5 separate regions of the Homo sapiens genome follow, and all the other regions are linked to region 4. Evidence: chromatin contacts called from ENCODE Hi-C or POLR2A ChIA-PET data. All regions are on one chromosome and are shown on one strand. The core of a region is the stretch at or near the end of the contact, and the rest is flanking DNA. Distances in the headings are between cores, read along the strand shown.

What was found. Hi-C counts contacts between places; a loop is a spot of excess contacts on that map. ChIA-PET counts read pairs that join two places held with the same protein, here RNA polymerase II (POLR2A). Pooled maps may share reads with other maps.
Region 1: a map with no recorded cell type shows a loop between it and region 4 (4-fold over the local background). The contact joins the enhancer-like site here to the promoter of NTMT1 in region 4. A Hi-C loop is called at or near these places in 1 of 37 single-sample maps with no recorded cell type. POLR2A ChIA-PET finds 5 or more read pairs at or near these places in 1 of 52 experiments (MCF 10A).
Region 2: a pooled map shows a loop between it and region 4 (4-fold over the local background). The contact joins the enhancer-like site here to the promoter of NTMT1 in region 4. A Hi-C loop is called at or near these places in 1 of 168 maps with a recorded cell type or tissue (CD8-positive, alpha-beta T cell) and 4 of 50 pooled maps. POLR2A ChIA-PET finds 5 or more read pairs at or near these places in 1 of 52 experiments (BJ).
Region 3: a pooled map shows a loop between it and region 4 (5-fold over the local background). The contact joins the enhancer-like site here to the promoter of NTMT1 in region 4. A Hi-C loop is called at or near these places in 2 of 50 pooled maps. POLR2A ChIA-PET finds 5 or more read pairs at or near these places in 4 of 52 experiments (GM10248, PC-9, T-cell and 1 more).
Region 5: a loop to region 4 is called in a map of naive thymus-derived CD4-positive, alpha-beta T cell, with 4 times the contacts of the local background. The contact joins the enhancer-like site here to the promoter of NTMT1 in region 4. A Hi-C loop is called at or near these places in 1 of 168 maps with a recorded cell type or tissue (naive thymus-derived CD4-positive, alpha-beta T cell) and 8 of 50 pooled maps. POLR2A ChIA-PET finds 5 or more read pairs at or near these places in 2 of 52 experiments (H1 and activated naive CD8-positive, alpha-beta T cell).

The regions. Positions count from the first base shown.
Region 1 is chr9:130,015,602-130,018,301 of GRCh38, forward strand. All of the region lies in intron 1 of FNBP1 (formin binding protein 1), which reads right to left. Among named protein-coding and RNA genes, the nearest start is that of FNBP1, 26 kb to the right of the region's middle. Within about 2 kb of position 1,255, at least 5 of the 41 ENCODE cell types and tissues checked have a DNase peak (open chromatin) inside an H3K27ac peak, as active enhancers do.
Region 2 is chr9:129,931,138-129,933,837 of GRCh38, forward strand. The region is part of intron 6 of FNBP1 (formin binding protein 1); the gene reads right to left. Among named protein-coding and RNA genes, the nearest start is that of MIR6855, 63 kb to the left of the region's middle. RefSeq lists enhancers at 1,491-1,560, 1,701-1,800, 1,821-1,880, 1,901-2,050. Within about 2 kb of position 1,363, at least 7 of the 41 ENCODE cell types and tissues checked have a DNase peak (open chromatin) inside an H3K27ac peak, as active enhancers do; they include CD8-positive, alpha-beta T cell, where a contact is called at or near this core.
Region 3 is chr9:130,126,951-130,129,650 of GRCh38, forward strand. It overlaps GPR107 (G protein-coupled receptor 107), which reads left to right. Exons shown (of 18, transcript NM_020960.5): 16 at 533-616; 17 at 1,690-1,811. Among named protein-coding and RNA genes, the nearest start is that of GPRACR, 16 kb to the right of the region's middle. RefSeq lists an enhancer at 2,008-2,227. Within about 2 kb of position 1,446, at least 28 of the 41 ENCODE cell types and tissues checked have a DNase peak (open chromatin) inside an H3K27ac peak, as active enhancers do; they include PC-9, where a contact is called at or near this core.
Region 4 is chr9:129,624,892-129,627,591 of GRCh38, forward strand. It overlaps NTMT1 (N-terminal Xaa-Pro-Lys N-methyltransferase 1), which reads left to right and starts at 1,272. Exons shown (of 4, transcript NM_014064.4): 1 at 1,272-1,404. RefSeq lists an enhancer at 1,245-1,783 and a silencer at 1,397-1,636.
Region 5 is chr9:129,883,936-129,886,635 of GRCh38, forward strand. No RefSeq gene overlaps it. Among named protein-coding and RNA genes, the nearest start is that of MIR6855, 16 kb to the left of the region's middle. RefSeq lists enhancers at 475-769, 761-1,070, 869-1,550, 1,601-1,650 and a silencer at 1,841-2,090. Within about 2 kb of position 1,261, at least 36 of the 41 ENCODE cell types and tissues checked have a DNase peak (open chromatin) inside an H3K27ac peak, as active enhancers do.

The sequences.
Region 1 (2,700 bases), core at 5-2,504, 390 kb after region 4:
GAATACTACCATTTGCAAAACAAAAAAACTACCTTATTTGGTAGGCAAATTGCTTTTTTTGCATTTATTTCTTTTGTTTTGTTTTGTTTTGGAGATAGGGTCTCACTCTGTTGCCTGGACTGGAATGCATTGGCACAATTTCGGCTCGCTGTAACCTCAACCTCCTGGGCTCAGGTGATCCTCCCACCTCAGCCTCCTGAGTAGCTGGGACTACAGGCGCAAGCCACCATGCCTGGCTAATTTTTGTATCTTTTGTAGAGATGGGGTTTTGCCATATTGCCCAGGCTGGTCTTGAACTCCTGGGCTCAAGCAATGCACCTGCCTCGGTCTCCCAAAGTGCATTTATTTAATTATTCATGAAATTAATGTTTTAGACATTTTCATTTGGAATTTGGAATTCCTTTTGTAACTGTTCTCTTCTTAATCTTTGTTCATTCATCTATTAGAAATTTTGTATTTATTGTTTTGCATAAACTTCTTATATATTAAGGTAACTGTCTTATTTTGAATAAATGTTTATCTAGTTTGATTTAAAATTTTATATATTATTGTTACAGACTGAATGTTTATGCCTCCCTTTCCCAATTCATATGTTGAAACCTAATCCCCAGTGCAGTGGTACCTGGAGGTGGGCCCTTTGGGAGGTGATTAGGTCATGAGGGTGGGCCCCTTGTGAATGGGATTAGTGCCCTTTTAATACTCCTTTTGTGAAACTCCACTTACCAGGAGGTGCTCTTGGCATTGTTCAGGTAGTTCTAACATGAGTTTCTTCTTCACAATACCTGATTCATCACATCCCCCACTATCAGTCAAGACATACTGCACTACCAATCTAGATGTCCTTTGAAAATATTTGCTGAGGCCGGGCATGGGGGCTCACACCTGTAATCCCAGCACTTTGGGAGGCCGAGGCTGGCGGATCACCTGAGGCTGGGAGTTCAACACCAGCCTGACCAACATGGAGAAACCCTGTCTCTACTAAAAACACAAAATTAGCTGGGCGTGGTGGTGCACGCCTGTAATTAGAGCTACTCAGGAGGCTGAGGCAGGAGAATCGCTTGAACCTGGGAGGAGGAGGTTGCGGTGAGCCAAGATCTCGCCATTGCACTCTAGCCTGGACAACAAGAGCAAAACTCTGTCTCAAAAAAAGAAAAGAAAAGAAAATATTTGCTTAATGCATGAATGAGTCAATGGAAACTTCTACTGAATTCTTTCTAGCCTGTGGTCAGAGTTGGTTTTGTTCACATACGTAGTTTATTATGTTGGGTTTCAGGAATGTGCCAGTGACTCTGCAAGGTGCTGGGGATGTAACTGTGAACAGAAGAGTCCCCTGATCTCATGGAGCTGTTAAAAATGTCATTTGGCAGAGCAGGGTGGCTCATGTCTATAATGACAACACTTTGGTAGGCTGAGGTGGGAGAATCACTTGAGCACAGGAGATTGAGACCAGCCTCAGCAACATAGCAAGACCCCATCTCTTTTAAAAAAAAGGTAATTTATGAAGAGCATGCAATAACGTGAGAATTTTACCTATTAAAAAATAATTCAATCATACCATAAGGAGTTCTTCAAGTCCCTGAGATCAGCTGCAAAAAAAAGCTAAAAGTCTCTAGTACATGGCTGCCTTCCCTAAGCTGTTGCCAAAGAATGTGAGATATCTAAGTGTTTATATACCTATAAACCTAGCACAAGTGTTTTCTTTTCATTAATTATACACGGGTAGTTGGTTCTACTTAATAACTGAACAGTATTCAGCTTTAAAAAATAAACATTAACAGATATTTCAAAGAAATCCCACCATGTTTGGCTCTATTTTTAAGTGGCTTTAAATTATTTGTTGCTTCATCTCATTTCAATGTTTTGAGCTCCTATTTCTGTTACAAATTTCTTCTAGGCAAATGTGAATGTAATTAACACACTAATATCATGTTTTAAAAACAAATCCAGGCTGGGTGCGGTAGCTCACGCCTGTAATCTCAGCACTTTGGGAGGCCAAGGCAGGAGGATCACTTGAGGTTGGGAGTTCAAGACCAGCCTGGCCAACATCGCGAAACCCAGTCTCTACTAAAAATACAAAAATTACCCAGGTATGGTGGTGGGTGCCTGTAGTCCCAGCTACTCTGGAGGCTAAGGCAGGAGAATCACTTGAACCCGGAAGGCAGAGGTTGCAGTGAGCTAAGATCGCACTACTGCACTCCAGCCCGGGTGACAGAGTGAGACTCCATCAAAAAAATAAAAAACAATGGACATCATGGTCTGGTCTAACGTGGTTTTTTTTTTTTTTTTTTTTTACCTCCCCAATACAACACTCTTCTTTTTTTTTTTTTTTTGAGACAGAGTTTCACTCTGTCGCCCAGGCTGGAGTGCAGCGGTGCAATCTCGGCTCACTGCAAGCTCTGCCTCCTGGGTTCATGCCCTTCTCCTGCCTCAGCCTCCCAAGTAGCTGGGACTACAGGCACCTGCCACCACGCCTGGCTAATTTTTTAATATTTTTAGTAGAGACAGAGTTTCACTGTGTTAGCCAGGATGGTCTCGATCTCCTGACCTTGTGATCCACCCACCTCGGCCTCCCAAAGTGCTGGGATTACAGGCCTGAGCCACTGGGCCCGGCTAATACTCTTCCCTTTTGTTTAAAAAAAAAAGTGTGTTTAAAGTGTGTGTGTGTGTGTATGTGTATATATATATCATACAATTTGCCAT
Region 2 (2,700 bases), core at 113-2,612, 310 kb after region 4:
CTACAAAAATTAGCTGGGCATGGTGGTATGTGCCTATAGTTCCAGTTACTCAGGAGGCTGAGGCAGGAGGATTGCTTGAGCCTGGGAGGCTGAGGCTGCAGTGAGCTGTGATCACTACCACTGCATTCCAGCCTGCGCAACAGAACGAGACCCTGTGTCAAAAAATAATAATAACAAATAAATTGGCTGGGCGCGGTGGCTCACGCCTGTAATCCTAACACTTTGGGAGGCTGAGGTGGGCAGATCACAAGATCAGGAGATCAAGACCATCCTGGCTAACATGGTGAAACCCCGTCTCTACTAAAAAAAATACAAAAAATTAGCCGGGTGTGGTGGTGGGTGCCTGTAGTCCCAGCTACTCGGGAGGCTGAGGCACGAGAATGGCGTGAACCCGGGAGGCGGAGCTTGCAATGAGCCGAGATCGCGCCACTATACTCCAGCCTGGGCGACAGAGCAAGACTCCGTCTCAAAAAATAATAATAATAAAATAATAAATAAATAAATAAATAAATTAGTTGGGTGTGGTGATGTGTGCCTGTGGTCCCAGCTACTTGGGAGACTGAGGTGGGAGGATTGCTTGAGCTCAGGAGGTCAAGTATACAGTAAGCTGTGACTGCGCCACTGCACTCCAGCCTGGGTAACAGAGCAAGACTGTTTCAAAAAACAAAACAAAACACCAAACAAACAAAAACAAGAAAATTAAGACCTAATCATGAAAGAAAGAAAATCAGAAACACAAGAAAAAGACAGAAAAGAAGAAAAGAGAGAAAGAAAGGGAAGAAAGAACGAAAGAGGCCAGGTGCGGTGCCTCACGCCTGTAATCCCAGCACTTTGGGAGGCTGAGGCGGGTGGATGACGAGGTCAAGAGATTGAGACCATCCTGGCCAACATGGTGAAACCCCGTCTCTACTAAAAATACAAAAATTAGATGGGCGTGGTGGTGGGCGCCTTTAGTCCCAGCTACTTGGGAGGCCGAGACAGGAGAATCGCTTGAACCCAGGAGCCGGAGGTTGCAGCGAGCCGAGATCGCACCACTGCACTCCAGCCTGGGCGACTGAGCCAGACTATCTCTCTCAAAAAAAAGAAAAGAAAAAAAAAGAACAAACGAATGAAAGAGAAAGAAAGAGAAAGTGAAAGAGAGAAAGAAAAAGGAAGGAAGAAAGAAAAGAAAAGAAACACATGAGAGGAAAGCTGAAGTATTTGTTCCACTTTCTTCTTGATGGGAACATTTAGTATTGGCTTTTTTTTTCATGTCAATCTTCTTTATTGGTTTCCTGCCTATGTGACTTGAAGGGTTAACCTGAATTTCACTTCACACATTTTACTCATACTCATCTGGTGAAAGCCTAAGGTAATTCACAGTTGCTTCCCTTATTTTCTTCCCTATTCACACGTGAACACTTCCCAAATGAAGGTAACAATATCAGTATTTCCAAACACATTTCCTTATTACTGAGGTTTTTTGAGTTTCTTAAGGCCTTTGGATCTGTCGGTGCCATTTTATCCTCTTTTCATCTACCCTCAGTTGATTTCAGCTGCCGCATTCTTCCTCTTTGTTGGTGGCCTGTTAACTCCCTTCCTGACCATATGCCTTGGCGTCTGCTTCTTCCTGTGTCCACTAGTAAATATATTAGTCTAGCCCCAAAATGTTAAGTACCCAGCTACCCTCAAAAATCCACCCCCTTCCAACACACAGTAGCCCTCCTCTGTTTAAATAATAGCTTTCCCACCTACATGCATTCCATCTGTTCCCCGAGCCCGTCCAGCACAAATGCCCTATTAACTCTTCAGCTGCTGAGTTTCATCATGTATCATTTCGCTATGAATGTTTAAAAAAAAATTCCCATTAGACCTCAAATTTCTAAAACAGTCTCTATTTTATTCACAAGGCTTCCTCAGAAAGTCTCACAAAAATCCAGTGGGGGATTTCTTCATCTCTTCTGTAAAGAACAGCAAGAGCTCAGGAGGTAGTTTCCCCGTTTATTTTGAAGATTCTATCTAAGTGAGTTTTTAAAATAACTTAAGATCTCAAACAGGCATCACATCAGAATGCCATCATTATATATAATATGTATGCATGTACTTACACGCACACACATACACACACACACAACCCATGAGAGCAGATAAAAGCTTTCTGACAATAAATCCACTCACGCCAATATTTTAGAATATTTTACCCAAGTAGAATATTTTACCCATGAAAGCTGGTGCCAGAGGTACCCCACCCAGCACCATTTGGTTGGAAGTGGCTGTGATCCTCTTCCTGTAGCTCCACAGAATCCCTAATCATGTTTTAGCTTTAGCTGCATAATTCCTTCTGTAAGCATATTACCTCCTAATAGATTCATAATGCCCTTTGCCCTGTTTCTATGCAGTAATCCTGAAAACATAACAAGGGCCCTAGACGTGAACTGTGGAAGACGCTGAATAAGGACCAACATGTCTACAGTCCAGCCTAGAAAGTAAGCTGTGTAGAAGATAATAAATCAAAGTATATTTTAGACGGTCTGCCTTTTATGTTAAAGGAACACTGTCTCTCCAGGAGTTTTTCTTCCATGCTTGGACATACAATTGCAAAGGACGATCTATTTCTACAGTCTCACTCACTCTCACTGACTACAAGGATAGGGAAACCTTCAAAAACAGCAAAATACTGTGATACATCAGATTCTCCAAAGCCGCAGCAAAAAGACAGGA
Region 3 (2,700 bases), core at 196-2,695, 500 kb after region 4:
ATTGAGTCTTTGTCACTGCAAGGAGAAATGAAGGCATCCTGTCTTGCTAGAGAACTTGGTAGTATTTGTACTTCTGTGAGTGTGGACCTCGAATGCTTGCAGCATCTGCCAGAGAAGAGGACAGAAGTCAGTAATTTCCCTGTGTGGCTTTATTTTGCTATTACTACTGGTAAATATTCCTCAAAGCCTGAGCATAAGAAATAAAATCTTTGGAGATTGAAATCAAGGGCTTATGTCTGTGGATAGGGTGAGGAAGGGTTAAGAACAACCTGACTAAAGTGTCTTGTGCTCCCGGTGGGTGTGGCTGTTAGCAATATCTTGGTCACCTGGAGAGAGAGAAGAAATTCAAGTGTAACTAGCAGAGTAGCCATGTCTCTCCGCTGCACGTATTAATTCACACTGTAAGTGTCACATACTTTTCTTTGAGTGATTCTGTTTTCTGTTTCCTAGTTCATTTGTGAAAGCAAATTGTTAAAGTGGTGTCCTAATTTTAATGTTGATCTGATTTCCTGTTTCTTTCCTCCTCATGCAGATTGTGTGTTACATATACTTCACTAGGATCATTGCATTTCTCCTCAAACTCGCTGTTCCATTCCAGTGGAAGTGGCTCTACCAGGTACGCTGCTCACAGGGCAGAATGCCAGAGAATTTATGCCTGAGGATAAAGTCTTGAAGTGTAACTTAACAGTTGTTACTAATTTATCTGGGAATGACCACTAAGACCTTCCATCTCTTCTTTTTTTTAACTAAAAATTTTTTTTTTAGTTTTTGAGACAGGGTCTCACTCTGTCACCCAGGCTGGAGTGCAGTGGCGCAATCTCAGCTCACTGCAACCTCCACCTCCCGGGTTCAAGCGATTCTCCTGCCTCAGCCTCCTGAGTAGCTGGGATTATAGGGATGCACCACCATGCCCAGTTAATTTTTGTTTTTTTAGTAGAGATGGGGCTTTGCAGTGTTGGCCAGGCTGGTCTCAAACACCTGATCTCAAGTGATCCGCCCACCTTGGCCTCCCAGTGTTCTGGGATTACAGGTGTGAGCCACCACACTTGGCCTCCTTCCATCTCTTCTGGCCTATAATTGAGATGATCTGTTTGTCCAGAAATGCTGCTGGATTCTATGAGGAATCTGAAAATAATTGCATTCTTGATTTTAGTTTTCAGTCTTAAAAGTCAAGAGAAAAGCTTCAGGTAGAGAAAGATTTGCCCTGAATCATTAGAACTTAGATGAGATGTGGTCCTTTCCTTTAGTTACAGGGCTGAGTAGTTAGAATTCAGGCTGCCCTTCTTCTTTGCCCATTTTATTATTTCGATAATAAGTATCTTTGCGACAAACTAGAACTAGCTTAACTACTAGAGGAAGCCACCAAATGACTTTTTTCTTGAATAACTCACTGGGTGCTGTAGGCACTGTGGGAGGAAGTGGGTATGTGGTGAGCTCTTAAAAGCTACCCATGAAGACTGGTGAAAGCACAGCAGAGCACAGCCTCGGAAATGTCAGCCCTGGGCAGGACACTCCTCGTTTAGGCCTCGGCAAGTCTAAGGAAAATGCCCTGTAGCAGGAAGTGGCATCTGAGTAAAGAACCATCGAGTGGTGGGTTGTGGGGAAATATGTCAGTTTGTTGAATTCCACTGCTTTCTGAAGAACAGTGTTGCTAATCTCTTTATTTTGGGGTGGTTTTTAAACTTGCAGCTCCTGGATGAAACGGCCACACTGGTCTTCTTTGTTCTAACGGGGTATAAATTCCGTCCGGCTTCAGATAACCCCTACCTACAACTTTCTCAGGAAGAAGAAGACTTGGAAATGGAGTCCGTGTAAGAAATCTTTCTTCCCTCTTCCTTAGCCCTGACCCCTTTGCCTAACACAAAGCAGCACAGTGTGAATCGGGTCGGCTGCTCTCAGCATTTCGTGGCTGCAGGGGTGGTTCCTCTATTTTTAGCAGAAGGAAGCGGACACTGGAGCCCCAGGCTGTCTGATCTGGTTTGAAGTACAGTATCTGCCAAACCTAGCTGGGTCTTGTCAGGGAAGATGGAACTTGCCGTTCCACTAAGCATCATTGGAGCCTGCTTTCAAGAACTCAGTGGCAAGAACTTAGGAATATACGTGGCCAGTTCACGAGGGAGAACAGGGGGCCGACTTTCTGTCAGGCCCGCCATCAGGCGCTTACGTCTGAAAATGGAATCTTCTGAGTCATCTCTAAGTCTGCTAATGATCCTCAGACATCCTCTATCGTCAGATAACTGCGTGGCTTTTCACAGCACAATGACTTTGACCTATATCTGAGCACTAATAGGGGCTTTTCTGAGTCACACAGTGAATGACTCTAGGGTCCTATTTTCTGGGAAAGGGCCATCATTGTCTAGAAAAATGAGTAGTGATTAAGCATATTTGCTTGTTAACTGAAATTTGATAAGCCAGGTCAATGCTGTGTTTGATGATTAGCCTAAGGCAGAGTTTTCCCTTCTTGGTTCACTGGTATCAAGTGTTCTGCCCCCAGCCCTGGCAGCCTTTGAATTCTTCCCAATTCAGAGGCTGAGACTCGGCCCATGCTAAGCTCTGCTTGGCTGTCAGCGGGTCAGGCAGCATGGGACAGCTCTCTCTGCTCAGCTCCACGGCAACAGTAAAGGAAGGCAGGTCCTGCCAGCGGGCGCCAAACAGCATCTCCCCATGCAGAGGAAGAAACACCTCCTTCTAAACAGTGGA
Region 4 (2,700 bases), core at 22-2,521:
TGCTGGGATTAGAGTCGTGCACCACCGTGCCCTGCCAACACAAGGATATTATTAATAGTATAGGAAAAATGAACTTAAGATGGATATTGTCATTATAACAGCTTCCATTTCCTGAGAACCCACTGCAGGTGCTGAGCTGAAGGTCTGACGTGCAATGTCCCACAAGTTTAACCCTCTCAGAGCATCAGAAGTTGAGTAATTATTACGTTGCTCAACTTCCTCTTCTGACAGGAGACTGAAGCTCGGAAATGTTAACAGGCTCTACCCACCTGCAAGCTCCCGTTTCCATCACCGCTGCCTCGGAGATAGCTCCAGAATTTCTTTGCATGGGAGGAGCCTAGGGAAGGGCCACGCTTTTGGAATGGAAACGTCATGGGCTTGTTTTGCTCATTTCAGTGGGAATCCCATGGCACTGCCGAGAGTATTTCTTTTTATTTTATTTATTTTGGGGGGTCGGTATTATTTTAAGATGCTAATGGAGATGGGTGGATTTGAGGACCAATGGCTTTTTTTTCCCTTTTTACTCAAAGCCCGCACAACACACTCGTTTTTAGAAGTCCAGCCTGCAGCCTCCAAACGAACTGTTGTACGTGCTGGGGACGGGGAGAGGGCGACGCTGCGGCTCTTTTCCGTTCGGGAGGTCCTTCTAGATTCCCAAAAGTCAATTTAGTCAAGTTTTGAGCTGTAACCTGTGTTGGGCGCGGTGGCTCACGCATGTAATCCCAGCAGTCTGGAAGGCCGAGGTGGAAGCCTCGCTTGAGGCCAGGAGTTCAAGATCAGCCTGAGCAACAGGGTGAGACCCCGTCTCTAATTTTTTTTTTTTAAAGAAGTCAAATTAGGCCAGGTGCGGTGGCTCACGCCTATAATCCCAACACTTCGGAAGGCAGAGGCGGGCGGATCACTTGAAGTCAGGAGTTCGAGACCAGCCTGGCCAACATGGTGAAAACCCGTCTCTACTAAAAATACAAAAATTAGCTGGGTGTGGTAGCTCACGCCTGTAGTCCCAGGTACTCTGGAGGCTGACGCAGGAGAATCGCTGGAACCTGGGAGGCAGAGGTTGCGGTGAGCCGAGATCGCGCCACTGCACTCCAGCCTGCTTGACAGAGCAAGATTCTATCTCAAAAAAAAAAAAAAAAAAATTTAAATTATTTTTCAAAAGAAGTTAAGTTAAATCCGGAGCCCGCGCGGGGGAGGGGCGAGCTGAGCGAGGGGGTGGAGCCAGCCATGGGCCCGCCCCTAAACGCCCGGAAGTGACGTTGGCGGACAAAGGCAGCGCGCGCCGCGAGCTGTCGCGTCTGGTCGTGGTCTGGCGGAGCTGCGGTTGGCTTGTGGCGTCTCCGCCGCCGCCGCCCTCCCTTCCTCTTCCCCATCTTCTTCTCTCGGTCCCGGGAGCCCCCGCCCGGAGTGAGTAGCGCGAGGCGGTGCGAAGGGTAGGCAGCCGCTGGGAGAGGGGAGGCTGCGACCCCTAACTGTTTCGGCGCCCTGAGGTCCCGGGTCCCCGGCTCGTCACGTGACCCGGCGCGTGCGCGCGGGCCGGCACAGGCCTCACGTGCGCGTCCCCAAGAGGTCTACGGGCCGGACCTGGGCAGGGACTACGGAGCAGTCCATGGGTCGGGGTACAGGAGGAAAGTCAAGGCACTCAAAGCCCAGGCAGGGCACTCCCCCACCCCGGTCCCCAGACCGCAGCAAATCCCTTTCTCTGAGCCTGTTTCCCTTCCGAGAAACAGGGATATGGAGAGCGCCCACTTGGAGGATGGATGGGAGGAATCGGTAAAATCGGTAAAATGCCCAGTTCAGAGCCTGGCACAGTTAAGTGCCCGCTGCACAGAAGTTGCTGTCGTATTTAACCTTGGGTGCCACCCGAGCGCCAGCCCGACACAGGTGCAGCTCAAAAAAGACAGCCCGAGAGCCCTTGCGGCCAAGGTCAGCCTGTCTGCAGGGAGGCTGCCATATCGAAAAGCCCAGACTTTGCTGCGCACCAACTGTGTGATCTCTCCCTCTGGACTTTGGTTTCTCCTCTGTACTATAAGTGATTGCCACAACTGGTGTCAGAGGCCCTGACAGCGGGGAGGGACAGTGTAACCGGTGGTTGTGGTGTGTAGAATGATTGCCCAGTGAGATGGGATGAGCCTCTGGGAGGAACCAGGGCTGGTATAAGGAGCCTGGATTCCCTCCTTAATTCTGTTCTCGGCTTCCTGTTTGTATGTTTAAAGACACGTCACTTCCTTTAGTGTGCTGGTTTTTCTCTATGTAAACTGAGGACTGTGCGGGGGTTGGAAGGATGCATGGAGCGTTTTGGTGGAGGCCGGAAGCCCTAGGATCACAAGGATGGCATCTAAAAAATCTCGGTGGGGGTTCTGTGCTTATAGGCAGAGGAAGCTCACTCCCCACTCTGGCTGATTTGCAGAGCTGTTTGAGTCTGCTGGCTTGGCCGCCCAGCATACCAGTAACAGTCCCCTAGGTGTGTCCAATACAGCTTCTGTGGCATTCTAAGGCAGTTTTCCCATTTGATCCTCATAGTGGGCAGAGTTGACAAGAATCTCATTTGACAGAGATTTCTAAGCTCAAGAGAGAATATGTGCCCGGCACTGTGCAAAGCACTTTAAGCTTTTCATATGCACTTTTAATCACAGCCTTTCTGTAAAGTCGGTATTACTGTTCCATTTTATAGGTGAACTGAGGAATGGTGAGGTTTAATGT
Region 5 (2,700 bases), core at 11-2,510, 260 kb after region 4:
CACGCCTGGCCGCTTGCTGACATGTTTTTGCTTTGGGGCAGTCTCATAGGAGCTTTAGGTCTCACAGCACAAACCCCTCGGAGTCAGCCCAGGCCCATGCCATGTGCAGACTTTGGCAGTTTCCCAATCTTGGTATAAAGGTAAACGATTCTCTTCCCAGGGGTTCGGGCCGGCCTAGTGCTGTTAGAGGCTGTATTCTAGGAAAGCCTATGACGGTTTGGGAAACTGGGCCATGCTGAGTGCCTGTAGACAGCGTTCCCGGAAGAGGAAAAAGCAACCTTTGTCTTTATGTGGGAATCTCTAAGCAATATTTTTGGCTTTGTTTACATTTGAAGGTTAGATATGTGTCAATCCACGTGATTGACATTGAACATGGAAAATGAGAATGAAAGTTTTGTCTGGAAGATTTATTTAGGAGGTTTGGAGACAGTTCTTGCACTACAGAAAGGTGGGCTGGAAATAGGTACCAATTTGCCTTAAAACGTTTCTTTTAAAATACCTGGCTTTTAAGGAGTTCAGACTGAGATGCCAAGATCTGAAGTCTGTGCTTGATTACTGAGCAGGGACAGGAAGTGCTCGGTGACTGGGGAGGCGGGGCTCAGGCCTCGCTCCCCACGGTGCCCCACGGTGGCTCCTCCTCCGCGCTAAGCCAGGGCGTGGCTTCAGCAGCGCTTCTTAGAGGAGCCGGAAAGGCGCCCCTGCACCGTGGGGGAGGCTGCAGGAGACCTGCCGCCTGCCTGTGGTTCTGTCGGCCATGGCGCTGCTCACAAACCTGCATCCGAATACATTTGCAAGGCGCAGCCACCCAAAAAGTGTAGTTCCTACCTTTGTTCTGTTTTAAATTCAGTGCAAACATAAATTATCCTGAGGGTCTTAATGCTACCTAATTTTGAGCCCCAGAGAGCCTTGGGGGAAGTGAGCAGAGGTTTCGGAATCACAGCCCCCTCTGGCTCGTCCCTTCTGCAACTTCACCTACACAGAGAGACACCTGCTACCTGGACGGAGCAAGGGTGAGCTGGGCGCAGAAGAAACACACGCCTTTGGGGAAAGCTAGGAGCAGTAGACAGCCTAGGCAATGTATGTTCTGGAAGGGTGTCCCAGGGTTTCTCAGGGTGCAGCCTCCATTCCTTCCTTCGATTTGACCCGGGACCAGCCTAGATGAGGGGGCCTGTGGAGAGCTGGAACTGGAAACAGGTTCTCAAGGGCAGGGCTCGGCACAGCGTGGCAGCCAGGGGCTGTGCGGACTGAAGGGATGCGGCCCTGTCCTAGGCTGAGACGTCCGTCCAGCAGGTGCCGCAGGGAGGAAGGGAGCCTTCCCCATCCCCGACGGGGACAGTGGGTCCGTGTTTCCTCCCACAGCTTTCGGCCCCTTAGCTCTGAGGACAAGGATAGGGTCCTTCCTCTGCTTCTTCTGTACCTTTTGTGGTCCGGAGATGTCCCCGGCGGAGGTCACTATACCATCTGGAGGTCTAACGGGAGGCAGGAGTGCTCAAGTCAAGGCCGAATGGGCACTCAGTGGGACCCTGGAGAAGCAGCTGACACACCAAGGGGCTGCCACGTGCCTGCTGGCAGCCTTCACACGCTCATCCCGGGTCTCAGAGGGCGCTGGCAACACAGATCCCTGCCTCCCCTATCGGGAAAGCGTTTTAGGACCAGGGAAAAGGAGGCCTCCCCCAGGCGAGTGCGCAGAGCCAGGGAACCCGTCTGGATGGTGGCTCTTTCCCACCATCCTTCTCTGGCAGCAGCAGTTCAAAGTGGAGCTTCCAGGCTGTCCCATACATTTCACGATTTCTGAGTCTTTCGCTTCAATTTAAAAAAAGCTGGGGGCACGACCGAATCCTGCCTCTGTCCACCGCCATCTCGTTCCTCATCGCAGGGGGCCCTTCTTGCTCCCTCCACTGCTGCGCTCTGCCGTCTGCTCCCGCCAGGGGTCCCCACCACCTCTGCGGACGGAGGAGCCGCCTCCCAGGCCCGGGCGTGCCCAGGGCGGGTGGAGGGCGTGGGGCGGGCCGGTATTTCCTGACCCGCTGGAGGAGCCGGCCCCACAGGCTTGTGGCCTCCCCGGAGCCGGTGAGTCAGGAACTTCCTACTTCAAGAGGCTTCCCCAGTGCAGCAGAAAACAAACTAGTCGCCCCCAATGCTCCCGACCTCTGTGATGTCCACACCCGCGGAAATGGGGGCCCCAAACCAGCAGGCTCTGTTCTAGGCTTCTCAGCGCTGGTGCGGCTCTTGGAGAAGGCTCGGCAGGGGCGGGTGGGGCATGGGGGGGTTCACAGGTGGAGACAGCCCGTCTCCGCCCCACAGACGGCTGGGCGCAGTCCCGAAATATTCTTCCCAAGTGGACTTTTTTGCTGACAACCTAGAGGAGAGGGTTTCGGGTAGGATAACAGTAGATCCACCTTGTTCCCTTGTGCCACACTGTGTCACACTGGGAACCAGCAATTCTCAATGGTGCCTTGAAGCCAACTGCACGCACTTGTGGTTAGAGGTTACCAATGGCCCCATATTGGTGCCCTCACCTCCTGCCCTCCGCAAGTGAGGATGCTTGGCATCAGCAGAGCTGCCAGGTCTGCACTTGGTGTAGCTGCGAATATGTCATTTCCTGGACAACTGTTTTCCTAAAACAGTGCTAAAAAAAAAAAAAAAAAAACCCTTGGGACACAGAGAAGTGTGGGCACAAACCAATCCTATCTTCCCCCA